Linked DNA regions of Homo sapiens: region 2 is linked to region 1. Evidence: chromatin contacts called from ENCODE Hi-C or POLR2A ChIA-PET data. All regions are on one chromosome and are shown on one strand. Each heading gives the region's core, a stretch centred on a gene start or an enhancer-like site at or near the end of the contact. The rest is flanking DNA. Distances are from core to core; before and after follow the strand shown. Region 1 overlaps PLEKHG1 (pleckstrin homology and RhoGEF domain containing G1). Region 2 overlaps PLEKHG1 (pleckstrin homology and RhoGEF domain containing G1).

Region 1 (6,443 bases), core at 2,862-5,361:
CGTGTCAGCCAGGATGGTCTCGATTACTTGACCTTGTGATCCACCCAGGCTGGAGTGCAGTGGTGCGATCTCGGCTCACTACAACCTCCACCTCCCAGGTTCAAGCGATTGTCCTGCCTCAGCCTCTCGAGTAGCTGATATTACAGGCCTGTGCCACCACACCCAGCTAATTTTTGTATTTTTGTAGAGACGGGGTTTCAGGCTGGTCTCGAACTCCTGACCTCAGGTGATCCACCTGTCTCGGCCTCCCAAAGTGCTGGGATGCAGGGGTGAGCCACCACACCTGGCCTAAGACAATTGATTTCGGTAATGATTGTCAGAAGTGTAGGAAAAGATGGGCGTCCTGTTGCTTTAAGAACTTTAACATATTAATACTAATTCTATTTCTTAATTTCTTGTTCATAGATGTGTTTTTGCTTAAAGTCTTTAAGGGAAAACCAAACAAATATTCCTAATTGTCTTCAAGCAAAGATGTATTTCTCTTTCTACTCATCATTTCTATTTTTAACAGAATTCCTGTTCCAAGTTTCTTTTTCTGGGAAGAGCTGCCACCTCCTGCCCCTTCCTAGGCCCAGCTGGCCCATCTCCTCACTATGAGAAAGCTCACAGCTCTCCCCCTTTCAGGAGGAGGTAGCAAAACAATAGAGGGGACTGAACAGGCGCATGTATCATCTGTCACAGCTTAACAAGAAGGCCATTCCTGACATTTTTTACCAATGGTTTATGTACTGCAAGTATTATAGTTGGTAAATGAGGCTGAAACCACCCGATATTTTATTCTTTTACTCAGGCATCTCAGAGCCGTTAACAGAGTTCCACACATCACATTACCAGTAAGATCAGCCTCTGTCATATCTTTCTTCCCCCTTTGTCTTCCCCTTTCTTTCTCTCTTTTTCTTTTTTTTTTTTGAGTCTCACTCTGTTGCCCAGGCTGGAGTGCAGTGGCGCAATCTCAGCTCACTTCAACCTCTGCCTCCCGGGTTCAAGCGATTCTCCTGCCTCAGCTTCCCAAGTAGCTGGGATTACAGGTGCCCGCCACCAAGCCCGGCTAATTTTTTTTTTTTTTGTATTTTTAGTAGAGACGGGGTTTCGCCATGTTGGCCAGGCTGGTTTCGAGCTGCTGACCTCTGATAACCTGCCTGCCTCGGCCTCAGAAAGTACTGGGATTACAGGCATGAGCCACTGTGCCCGGCCCAACCCTCTCTTTTTCTTTCTTCCCTTTCTTCTCCTTCCTTCCCCCTGCCCAAAGCTATTGCCAGAAAGATTGTGTCCCATTCCTTCTACATTGGATTTTCAGTACATTTCTCTGTGGTGTGGGGTCTAGACTGTATGGACCCAGGGAAAACTCTATCTCCATAGTAAGAGCTTTTGTATCCAGCCTAATGCAGTGGCCGGAGACCACCATTCCCCAGATCCTGTTTCTTTGGCTGTAACTTCCTCCTCCCTAGGTGTTCACAGAGAAAGAAGAGAAAAGAGATTCACTTAAGATTGGACTTCTGATACTTTTATCTATAGGCTACAGCAGGACATTTTATTATACCCTGTTCAGTGGCTTATTTGGAAGAAAGATAAAGGGCTTCTTTCATTTGCAGTGTGTTCTTCTGTACTCTCACAGTACTTTGTAAATAATTCTTGTAGCACTTAAATGGTCAAACTCTGAACTTCTTTTACATGTTCTCCCTCATTCTCCTTTGAGCACCAACAGGAGGGATAAAGCTTCTTTTTTTTTTTTTTTTTTTTGAGACGGAGTTTTGTTCTTGTTGCCCAGGCTGGAGTGCAATGGCACAATCTCAACTCACTGCAACCTCCGCATCCCAGGTTCAAGCAATTCCCCTGCCTCAGCCTCCCAAGTAGCTGGGATTACAGCTGCCCACCACCACACTTGGCTAATATTTTTGTATTTTTAGTAGAGATGGAGTTTCACCATGCTGGGCCAGGCTGTTCTGGAACTCCTGACTTCAGGTGATCCACCTGCCTCAGCCTCCCAAAGTGTGGGGATTACAGGTGTGAGCCACCGTGCCCGGGCCTTAACCAATATCTTATCAGTCACAATGTTCTGTAAGGGCACTCTTTGTGCAAAGGACAATGGCTGGAAAATCAAACCCATGTTTTTTCTTAGAGCTTGGGCCCTAGCAAGAACAAAATGAGCCAGCCTGAGCACATGGAAATCTACGATCTGGATTAACTAGGCCAAAAGTAGGCCTGTCTCCTGTCACCACAAACCCCCAGAGATGCCTTTCAACCTTTCATCTTGGCTTGAAGAAGTCCAGTCCAGGGGGTACCAAACCTCAGAACAGCCCTGCCCAGGCCTCTGCAGATGGGGCCTGCTAGAGCTGGCCCTGGCTTGGTTTTACCTCACCAGCCACCTAGGAAGGAAAATCAGAGGAGAGAAGCCAATGGGTCCTTCTCTGCAGAGGGAGCAGCCCAGCTGTCTCCATGCTACAGCCAAAAGGAAGAGGAGACAGATGGGTCCCCATGTACTCATTGACTTTAACTCACTCATGCCACAGTGGATGAGAAAGCATCCTTCCTGGGAGCTGGTGAAACAGCAGCTTCCTCCTTAAGGTGGGAAGTGACGAAGAGAGAGGAGCCCCAGACTTCCTTCCACTGAAAGCCCACATGGCTGATCAGTCACTTCAACCATGCTGTCACCCTGGACTCCATGCTTTCTATTATTCTCCACATCCCATTAAATACCTCTCCTCTCCACCTGACTCAGGGTTAGGAGTTGGTCTGCACATACCTGTCTGCTGCATGCATCACCTAACCAGCCTCCCCAGCAGCTTTATAGCTTCTCTCCTATTTTCTTTTTCTTTTTCTTTTTTTTTTTAAGACAGAGTTTAGCTCTTGTTGCCCAGGCTGGAGTGCAGTGGTGCAATCTCAGCTCATTGCAACCTTTGCCTCCCGGGTTCAAGCGATTCTCCTGCCTCAGCCTCCCGAGTAGCTGAGATTAACAGGTGCCTGCCACCATGCCCCGCTAAATTTTGTATTTTTAGTAGAGATGGGGTTTCACCACGTTGCCCAGGCTGGTCTTGAACTCCTGACCCTAGATGATCCACCTGTGTTTGCCTCCCAAAGTATTGGGATTACAGGCATGAGCCACTGCACCCGGCCCTGTTTTCTTTATTGATGATGGAACCATCTTTAATCTCACCACACGCTTCAGTGGTTACCACCAGCTATGTAGCGTGGAAGATTCTGCATGACCTGTCCCGGCCCCCATTTAGCCTCATCTAGCAGTGCAGCCCCACCCTCAAGGGTCTGTGTGTTTAGGCGCACGCCCTGCTCTGTCCAGCTGGTCTCAACCCTGACATCTGGCTGGCCTGAAATCTAGCCCTTTTCAACTCCTTTTAGTGTCCTTTTTGTTACCCTGTGCCTTTGTTTACCCATTTCTGGCCTCCTAGATGTTGTCTTCTTCCTCCTTTCGCTGTGTTGAAACTCCATCCTTCAAGATTCAGCTCCACCCTCACCTTCCCTGTGAAGCCTCTCCCCTCCCTGGAACGGACCACTTCCGCCTTTCCTGCCCTCTCTTGTGAACTGAATCTCTATCAGTCTTGCTGCCAAAACACTATTCTATTTATTTGTTTACACTTGGCTCTTCAACTATACCGGGAGCTTGCTGGGGGAAGGGATCATGTTTTATGCATTTTTTTTTAATTCTTATCCTGTAAAACAGCACTTGGCACACATTATTACATCCTCAAAATAAAAAGATGGGAGGAAGGCTTGTATAAATGAATGTTAATGTGCTTTTAAACTGTAAATTACTATACACATGTAAGTTATTCTAGTTTCAGAGGCATCCCAACGTAATACATGAAATTTGAAAGGCAAATTTTTGGGTAAACAGACTACTTTCTAGAAAGGGTAGAGGGATTGGAGAAATGAAAAAAGATTATTTCTCAGGGCCAGGTGCAGTGGCTTACATCTGTAATCCCAGCATTTTGGGAGGCCAAGGCAAGTGGATCACCTGAGGTCAGGAGTTTGAGACCAGCCTAGCCAACATGGTGAAACCCCGTCTCTGCTAAAAATACAAAAATTACCCAGGCATGATGGCACGTGCCTGCAATCTCAGCTACTCGAGGGGGCTGAGTCAGGAGAATCGCTTGAACTTGGGAGGTGGAGGTCGTAGTGAGCCGAGATTGTGCCACTGCACTCCAGCTTGGGTGACAGAGTGAGACTCTGTCTCAAAGAAAAAAAAAAATTTAATGTGATATCAGAAGAAGAAGGGAAGTGCAGGAGCTATTAACTAACCTATTTCCGGGCATCTCATAGAAATAAGGTAAGCTCTGAAGGGCGCTGAATTTGCCTTCAGTCTCAGTTCTTCTTTCTATAGCATGTCCCTGCTGGATGGTTATGTAGATCAGAGCTTCTCAAACTATCCATGGTGAGGGGCAAGTGTGTGTGTTTTCTTTCCATCTATCACACACCGATTCTTTTGTAAAATACAATTTAAAAAAGAATACTAGAAAAGTTAGAAGAAGAATAAGATGTACAAAGTACAAGCACAAATTTATTATTAGATTGATATTAAATCATTCTGTAAACTAGTTTCTGCATGCTTACTTGATGTCTGTACTTATCTCCTTGTAGATCAGCAGCAAACAGTTTGCAAATTGGCTCCTGCCCACTTCCCATACTTTGAATAGGACCAAGTCAGATCTACTTGGATATCTACTTGGATATTTTCAATAACACATATTACAAGGAATGAAAAAGTTAATTAGAGGAGGCTGCTCGTGTGCAAATCTTATAATGGTAGAGATCTTAAGGACATAAACTGATTAGAAAGTAAATAGGAGAAATTTTAAATCACAGAACATCATTCAAATGGTGAAAAGCCCTTTTTTGTGTGTACTCTCTGCTCCTTCCCTCACCAAACTAGGGTAAATTCTTTGATCCTCTTGGAGAATAATTGTTTTCAGTGCAAAAGTTTTAAATTGATCCTTCATAGTTGTTAACAGCAGGGTAACCATAGGTGCTGACATCAAGCCAATAAAATTAATAAGCAGCATGACAGGCTCTAATAAATTTCGTTGGTGTCCTTACACTGTCATTTCGGGCGCAGAATGAACTGTTATTATCACTGAGCTTCAAACCACTCATTTGGCTACAGATGATTACAGCTGTGAATGCAGGGCATGCTGCCTTAGTTTTCAGGAGCTAGTCTAGGGTTAAAGTATTAGATTTAAAAGATGTACTTATGATCAGTGGGGGGGAACAAGTTATGACCATACAACTTTGATCTGTTTTCTAGAGTGGTCTACAAAAATGTGGACTCCTCACGATCTGTTTTCTCAATAATTTCTGAAAACAAGCAACTTTTAAAATTTAGTTTCTCTGCCATGGACTCTGAGGTTTTTGAAACTCTTTGAGCTGGCGATGGGCCATCAGTTGTTGGATGCTGGCCATGGTTCTTTGTCTGTAACCCCAGATGAAATTCTTTAAGCCCCTTAACTCAACCTTTCTCTCACATGAAGAATTTAGTATCAGGTTTCTGCAAATGAGCAAGCTTCGCTCTTGAAGTGAGAGAAAGGATTGTTCATTCTCTCTTTAAGCCCCACTGCAGAGCCTCTGAATTCAGCCAGGTGAATGTGGCTTGCACCCTCCACCCCTGCCCCGCCCCTCATCCTGCCATGCTGTGTGTGGCTCATGCCCATCCACATCCTTCTGTTTTACCTTCTTAATTTTGTGTACAATATGCCCTCCAAAATGTCCAGCAAAGTCTTAAGCTGCTATTAAATACAGACATTCACTGCACATTGAGTATTAGTCCATCCTTTTGGACCATGTGTAATTTAACAGAAATATCAATGAATATATTTCTTTATTTTGAGGGAGTGTAGGTTTTATGTGTTGTTCAAAATGTACCATTCTTTCAATTCTGGCCTCCATTTGTTTTTCTTTTTTGGGCCTTTTTTGGGCCTGTCTGTCCTATGCAGGTACTCAAGCTCTTATGATTGTTCCATTTATAACAGTAAGGAGAATAGGCCAAGCTATTTGGGGATTTTAATGCCAACTACTTTTAAATCTTTTGAATCTAGTTTCTTACCGAGGTGACTACTTTCTTAAGAAGAAAAGTTGTTACCACAAAGCTTGTTTTGAAAAAAGGTTTATGTACATTGGTTTATGCATGACAATGATTTTAGTATGAAAGCACTAGAACGAAACCTAATTTGATGCAAACTGTGAAATGTGCCACTTGAGAAAGTTAATGATGAAAGCCTTGCCTATTTTGCATTGGAGGAACCTAAAGAACATGAGAGAATGAAGGTGGATTAATAAAAGGCGTAAGAAACAATTATCTAATGGATCTTACATTTCAGCTTCTCCTTTCTCTAGCTGCATCTAAACACGACAGTGTTTGCTGTTGGACATTGGAATGCGGCTGCGGTGCTGGGATTTTCATGGTCTGCTTGGCTTTTCACAGGGTTACTTCCTCT
Region 2 (6,860 bases), core at 1,833-4,332, 120 kb before region 1:
CACTCAGCCAGAAGCTGATTTTTTCCTAACATTCATTGACCCTTGCTTGAACCTTTCTTCTCATTGCCCCTCCCTCTCTTGCCAGGGTCACTCCTGCTAGTGTAGAATTTCTGAAATGAAGGTAAATAAAGGTGTCAAGAGGACAAGAAAATTCCCAAACATGAGAGGGAGAGGATGGAGAGTTCTGGGGGCAGGTAGAAGCCCCCTTGCCAGGTACCCCTTGTGTAACAATTGCTGTTCAGTGGTGGGGAGCTTACATTTCTGCCTCTTACCTAAAAACTTAATTAAACTGAAACTTAATTTCTCAAATTATTTTATGTTCCAAAAATCAGTTCTAAGTCAAAACTGGTGAATAGATGACCAAAATAGAAGCTATTAGAATTCTCTTTATATAGCAGGGAATAGAATTATATAACCTGGATGCATTCCTGAAATTTCTTTGTGGTTTGGCTTCAGTAAATTACTACTTTACCTACAGCTTTAAAAGTATATTTAGACTTAAGTTTAAAGAGTGATAACCACATGTGTAAACATCATTGAATACCATTCTTTTAATGAGTGGGGAATGTTATTTATATTCTGTCTTCACTTCCTCTGGAAAGCCCATTTCTTTTGGGAAGGCTTTAACTTATATTGTACTCACCTTAGAAAGTGAAAAGAATTCACTTTAGTATATTTTAACCCAGCCACAAAATTTTCACTGTTGCTGCTGAGAACCGCTTGGCCCCAATCTCTGAGTACAGTGTTTTAAAATTGAACTGTCTTAAAATAGCAAGACAATATATATGCCACTAGAATAGAGGATGGGTATGTTTAAGGGATTCAAATAACCCTTATTAATGCATTAATTTTTAAAAATGCTATATATTTCTCTATTTTTCTTTTTTAATTTTTAAGAAATTGACAATGAACATATTCATGGAATACATAATGATGTTCATCATCTGCAACATTTATCATTTTTTTGTGTTTGGAATATTCAGTATCCTTCTAGCTATTTGGAACTACGTATTATTGTTAATTACAGTCATCCTCTGGTGATCTAGAACACTAGAATTTATTCATCCTGTCTAGCTGTAATTTTATGTCCTTTAACAAATCTGTTCCTATCCTTTTTTTTTTTTATTTTGAAAAACAATTTTGCAGTTAGTATTTCAATGAGACAATGAAGCAGGCAGGTGAGTGGGAACCGATGACCAAGAGCTTCCTGGGCTGGCCTGAAGAGTCTGGGCTCATCTACATAGTGATGGGGACCATGGGAAGGATTGAAGCAAAGAACTCCATATGATCATGTTTATCGTGTAGCTGTCAGGGTGCAAGTAGACTGGGAGGCAGACCAGAGGGGAGGTCTTGTGTAATGCATGTCGGAAAGCAATGGAGCCATGGACCAGGCAGGAATTATGGTTCCTGTTCAATTCTGAACTTTTATTCTGTATCAATGATGCTGCCATTAGACTAATTTGCTGGTTATTTTATAAAGAGTCCTTTTAGGGCTAGAAGGGACCTCGGAGGTTTCTACGCAACTCTGTCATTTTGTAAATGGAAAAACCCTAAGGCCTAAAGAAGTGAAATGACTCCTCCAAGTCGGACAGCTCCTTAATAGCAGATCTTGGCCTTGGGCCCAAATCTTTCGATTCCAAAGCCACTGCTTTCCCTGTAGGGTTACCCATCTGGCCCTACCTGCTGTCTGCTAAGCACATGCCCAGGCCGGCGTCCCGCCAGTAGGACCGATCACCTGATTGTTGATGGTGCAGAATGTGATATTGACAGACTTTCTATTTTTTTTCTAGTCAGCTCATGACTGACTCTCCTAAATGACTTAATTATAATTTTCCCAACTCTTCCCAAATGCGCAGGCTTGCCCAACTTTTTCAGAAGATGATCTTGACTTTTACTTCTCCGAGCAAATAGAAATCACTTGAGAACACACAGGGCCATGGCCTGCCACCACATCTACCAAGAACCATCATGTTCCTGCCTTTGTCATAACAGCAAACGTGTCCCCATCTTAATTAACACTGGTCCCTGGGTCCTCATTCTTCCTGTATTTTCAGGGATGCTTTGGCTTACTCTTCCTTTTTCAGTATTTTCTACCCCTTCCTCTCTAAAAGATCTATCTTGTCACCATTTATATATCATCCGGACTCTCCCACGCAAAACCCTGCTTGGAATACCCACACCACGCTAGCTCTTTCTACTTCCCTCCTCTCAGGCCTTGTGTAAGATACATGGTGTTTCACTCGTCGCCCTGAACTGTTTCCACTTTAGCCCTTACAATTTCCCAAAACTGCTCTCACTGACCTCATGCCACTAAATCCAGTGAGCACATTCTGCTTGGTTATTCATTTAACAATTATTTGTGAGCATCTGCCATGTGCTGGGCATCGGGCATGCTGTGGTACACAGAGAAATGGGGTCTCCTGTGGTCTAATATTGGGGACAGATGTTAAAGAAATACCTATAGTTGCTGAATATTTAGATCAGAAAGTGCAAATCTAACTAATTTTATGGCAGGAGTACTATATGTCAGTTGTTTAGTGGGCACTAAATGTCAGTTTCATAGTGAAAAACTTGTGGCTAGAGAATGCTCTAGCTTATCTGTGCACTACAAGTGTCCTGCCCTTTGATCTGGGCTTAACTCCACACACAGCCAAATGCCCCCACTATTAGAGGCTCTTTTACGTTTTATGTAGTGAAGATATCTTGGCTGAACATGCACATAAACAGAATCTGGAGAAATATTACTCTGTTCATGGAGTTAGAAACTAGAAACCATACATATCTATATTCTAAATAAAATTATTCTAAAATAAACAAGTTTAATATAGTCTAAACTGGCAAGATAGATTGACGAAAACCCTGATGGTTTCTGTGAAGGAAAGCAAAAATATTGTGCAAAAGAGATGATCTGTGAAGTTCAGACTCTATGAAAGATTTTTGAAATGGTAATCATATTCAGTTTTGAACCATTTTAAGATCAGCAAAATAACCGTGTAAGCACATGTTAGATATGCTAATGAAGGTTTAGTGAAAGTAAAAGTTTTCTCAAGTCCGGATTGAAAATGGCAAGGTGTTTCTGCATATGTCAGTTGTCTCTCTTACTTTCCTCATGGGCTACAATATTCAATATGAACAGTTCCCCTTTTTTTAGAAGTAAAAATGGTCCATGTTAGCAAAACCAAAGATTTCCAGGAAGTGCTGGTGGCTGTGGTGCTGTGGAACGTGTGGATGAATAAATCACTGTTTGGTAGTAAGTGTAAAACGTTTTATTGGAAGCCAGCCCTTCGTATCCATGTTTCCTTTTTCCCTCCCCTGAAACTGAAAGCTCATCTGAAATAGCCTCAGGATAGATGTTAAATAAAAACTCTGTGATATATTTGGAAGTTCTCTTTTTAAAAAACCAATATGTCAAAGCCTGTTTTACTTGACTGATGTGAAAAGGCAAAAAAAAAAAAAAAAAAAAAAAGCAAAAGGAAATTACCTTTCTAAATAGAATATTTTCAAGTGATGTAAGTAACCCTTTTTTTTTTCAAGTGATGTAACACATTTCCCGAATAAAGTATATTTTTACAGAAGCCTGGGTAAAAAAAAACTGTGCTTCACCATTAAATAAATGGGTGAATACAAATTCAGATTTTAAAGTTATCTCCTAAAATATTAGTTTATTAAATAAGTGGCACAAGAAACCTAATGTCCTGTTTCCCCTTATTAAATCTATTTGACTTATGAGATAGTACAACTTTGGAAACCACAGCCAGCTGAATTCTGTTCATTTGAGGGAATTTTATTATTTTAATTAACATTCATTTTCACTGCTTGTTAACACATTCTGAATTGCTTGAAGTTATTGACCTAGATTGAAAGAAGCTCTTGAACTCTATAAAAGGTGGTGCTTATAAAATTTTTCTGCTTAGAAAATGTTGCTCAGTTTCTGTGGCTTCCTCCATTTTATTACGTGTAGAATCTGCCAAAACCTTGCTAACTTTCATAATCACCTTCCTTTTCCTTATTTATGCCTGGACTTGAGTATCTCTGGAAAATCTTGTTTTACCCATAATTTTCCTCCACTGGAATGCTGCCAAGACCAAGATTTTAATATTAAAGTTGTATTTTGTTATGCTTTTAAAAGTTTACTGTATAACTACAGTTGCCTTTGGGCATTGTCTTTAATGCTGTGCCAGCCATCCCACTGGCTAAAGGTCCTGTGATGGTAAGGACTGAATCTGTCCCAATCATGGCTGCATCCTTAGCACCTGCACTGGTATGCTGTTGGTGCTCAAATGTTGGATGCATTCAAGGCATTTTAGGAGTAGCACAGGTTGCTCAACTAAAAGCATTGATAACTGTATTACAGCACTTGTAATATAGCTGCTATCCAGTTTGTCTCCTGGTATGTAACCCTTCAAGAACCTGATGTCTTAGGCAGTGGTTCAGTATTTTTCTATGTAACCCCAGTGCCTATAACAGCACCTGTAATAGTAGCGGTACTTAAGTGAAGCTCATTCATTGAAGAAACATTCCCTACTTTTTGCATTTTTGCCCAGCATCCCCTCCAACTTTAAAAACTTAAGGAAAATAGTGACGGAATCCCCAGTTCTTTGGCCAGCTTTTCTTTATTAAGAGGCCGTCTTTGCTGTAAGTATGAAAAACAGAGAGACATACCAAGGAATATGAGGAAGAGGTCACCTACTGGAATGCCTCATCTCTAATTAAGTATTAGAATTAATTATCCTTTGCCAGGTAACTATGCCAACTTTTAGCCTGTTTAAAAAAAATAAACAGGAAATGGTAAAAATCTAAGGTCTGGACCATCAAAATTTGGTGTTGAGTTCTTGCTGTTTGTCTGCTTTTAGTTTCCTTTTTAAAAGCTCACAGTCAACTTACCATGAAATCTAGCCCAGATTCTGGAAGTATCTGGTATCAGTGTAACACATCTTAATAATGTAGTAAGAACCTCAATCAGTCCTGCCTCATATTGGTGTGTGTCCTGTGGAACCTAGGAATTGATACAAACTGGAAACTGAACTCATCTTAAAAGCTCAACTCATTTCATAAATTGCATTTACATGCAGCATGTGGTGCCTGATGAGACAGGCAAATCTGATATACAATATCTAGATTGGGTGGGGAGAACCTTTCTTTTGACAAATCTTTCCTGATATATCTGTCAAAGCACCACTGAAAACAATTCAATGGATTAAAAACTGCTTGATGTATGTAGCTTTTCCAAAATGTGAGCCGTGTTTCTTGAAGATACCATACTTTATTCACTTTGCAATTCCTCATGCCTGCGTAATGCCCGGCTCATACCAGGCATTCACTACATAATTGAATCAAATGATGAGTAAAACTCATGTATCTACTGGTTAGGAGGCTAAGAAATAGCTACTAAAAGATTTGTACCTCTCCTCTGTGGTTTCCACTTTCAAATTCTAGGATTTTTTCCCCCTAAGTGATTGACACCCACTTTTTTTTTTTTCAAAAGAAGAAATGGCCGTTTGCAAATATCAAATTAGAAATTAAAATTGACTTGAATTTGCAAGGAAAGCTATAGAGCGTGTGTCTGTCTTTGGAGGTCTCTGAGAATAGAAATGGATGTTTGTACATAATCGTAAATATTTGTTAAGTGGATAAACGAATTTTGAGGTATTTAAATAAATTACCTCCATGAATGAAAAATTCAGGTGATTTGTTGAGTTGACATTCTCTCCCTTCCTACTTTGGTCAGCCAGTTTCCATTGTGAATTCTGTAGCTGGTGGATTTTCTTGCTTATAGCCAAAGAATTATATGTGCCTATAGCATGCCAGAACCAGAATTTGGCCCTATTAAAGAACTAATAAAGTCAATAAACATTTGACAAGGAAGAGCTAGGAAAAGAGAGTGGTTTTTTTCTTTTCGTGTTTTTTTTTTTTTTTTTTGTTACAGAGTCTCACTCTGTCACCCAGGCTGGAGTGCAGTGGCGCAATCTTGGCTCACTGCAACCTCTGCCTCCTGGGTTCAAGTGATTTTCCTGCCTCAGCCTCCTGAGTATCTGGGATTACAGGCTACTCCCACACCCGGCTAATTTTTGTATTTTTAGTAGAGTCAGGGCTTCACCACATTGGTCAGGCTGGTCTTGAACTCCTGACCTTGTGATCCACCTACCTTAGCCTCCCAAAGTGCTGGGATTACAGGCATGAGCCACTGTGCCCAGCCGATAGTGTTTTTTGTATTCTTCTTATTTTTACAACTTTTCTTGGTATTTCCAAATATATTTTTTTAAGTTAGTAATATCCTTTCTAGAAAAAAACAGGATATTTTTTAAAAGGTAACTTCTCCAGGAACAACAGAAAGATCCCTAGAAATACATCTAGTGAAAGATATATGAGACCTTTATGTAGAAAATGGAATAATTTTAACATCACTGGAAGTTATTTTTTAAGGCTCTAAATAGTGTGGAGAGGTAACATGTTCATAGACAATATCATTATTATAATATAAAGATGTTGATTTTCTCATATGTAGATCTAGTGTAACCCCAATCAAATTCAACATGTTTTTGGTGGAACTTACATTAATTCTAAAATGTATACAGAACAAAGATTCATAAGTAGCCAAAATAATTCTGAAGAAACACATAGAAGGATTTAGCAATGTTATTTATATTGCTACAAAATCATAGTTATTTAGGCAGTGTGATTTTGGCAATAGGGATGAGCAGTTAGACCAAAAAATAGTAATCTTGAAACAGGCCCACATTTATATAGAATCCTGATATGTAACAGAGGTGCATTGCAAATAAGTGGAAAGAATAAATTAGTAAATGACTCTGGGGTAATTGGTTATCCTTATGGAAAAAATGAAAATGCATCCTTGCCTC

Evidence for each region. A loop is a pair of places that touch in the nucleus more often than their neighbours do. ChIA-PET counts read pairs that join two places held with the same protein, here RNA polymerase II (POLR2A). Pooled maps may share reads with other maps.
Region 2: a pooled map shows a loop between it and region 1 (2.7-fold over the local background). The contact joins two enhancer-like sites. A Hi-C loop is called at or near these places in 2 of 50 pooled maps. POLR2A ChIA-PET finds 5 or more read pairs at or near these places in 4 of 52 experiments (OCI-LY7, activated B cell and activated CD4-positive, alpha-beta T cell).

Annotation. Positions count from the first base shown.
Region 1 is chr6:150,761,305-150,767,747 of GRCh38, forward strand. The region is part of intron 3 of PLEKHG1 (pleckstrin homology and RhoGEF domain containing G1); the gene reads left to right. Among named protein-coding and RNA genes, the nearest start is that of MTHFD1L, 100 kb to the right of the region's middle. Within about 2 kb of position 4,112, at least 4 of the 41 ENCODE cell types and tissues checked have a DNase peak (open chromatin) inside an H3K27ac peak, as active enhancers do; they include OCI-LY7, where a contact is called at or near this core.
Region 2 is chr6:150,638,434-150,645,293 of GRCh38, forward strand. The region is part of intron 1 of PLEKHG1 (pleckstrin homology and RhoGEF domain containing G1); the gene reads left to right. Among named protein-coding and RNA genes, the nearest start is that of PLEKHG1, 42 kb to the left of the region's middle. Within about 2 kb of position 3,083, at least 7 of the 41 ENCODE cell types and tissues checked have a DNase peak (open chromatin) inside an H3K27ac peak, as active enhancers do; they include OCI-LY7, where a contact is called at or near this core.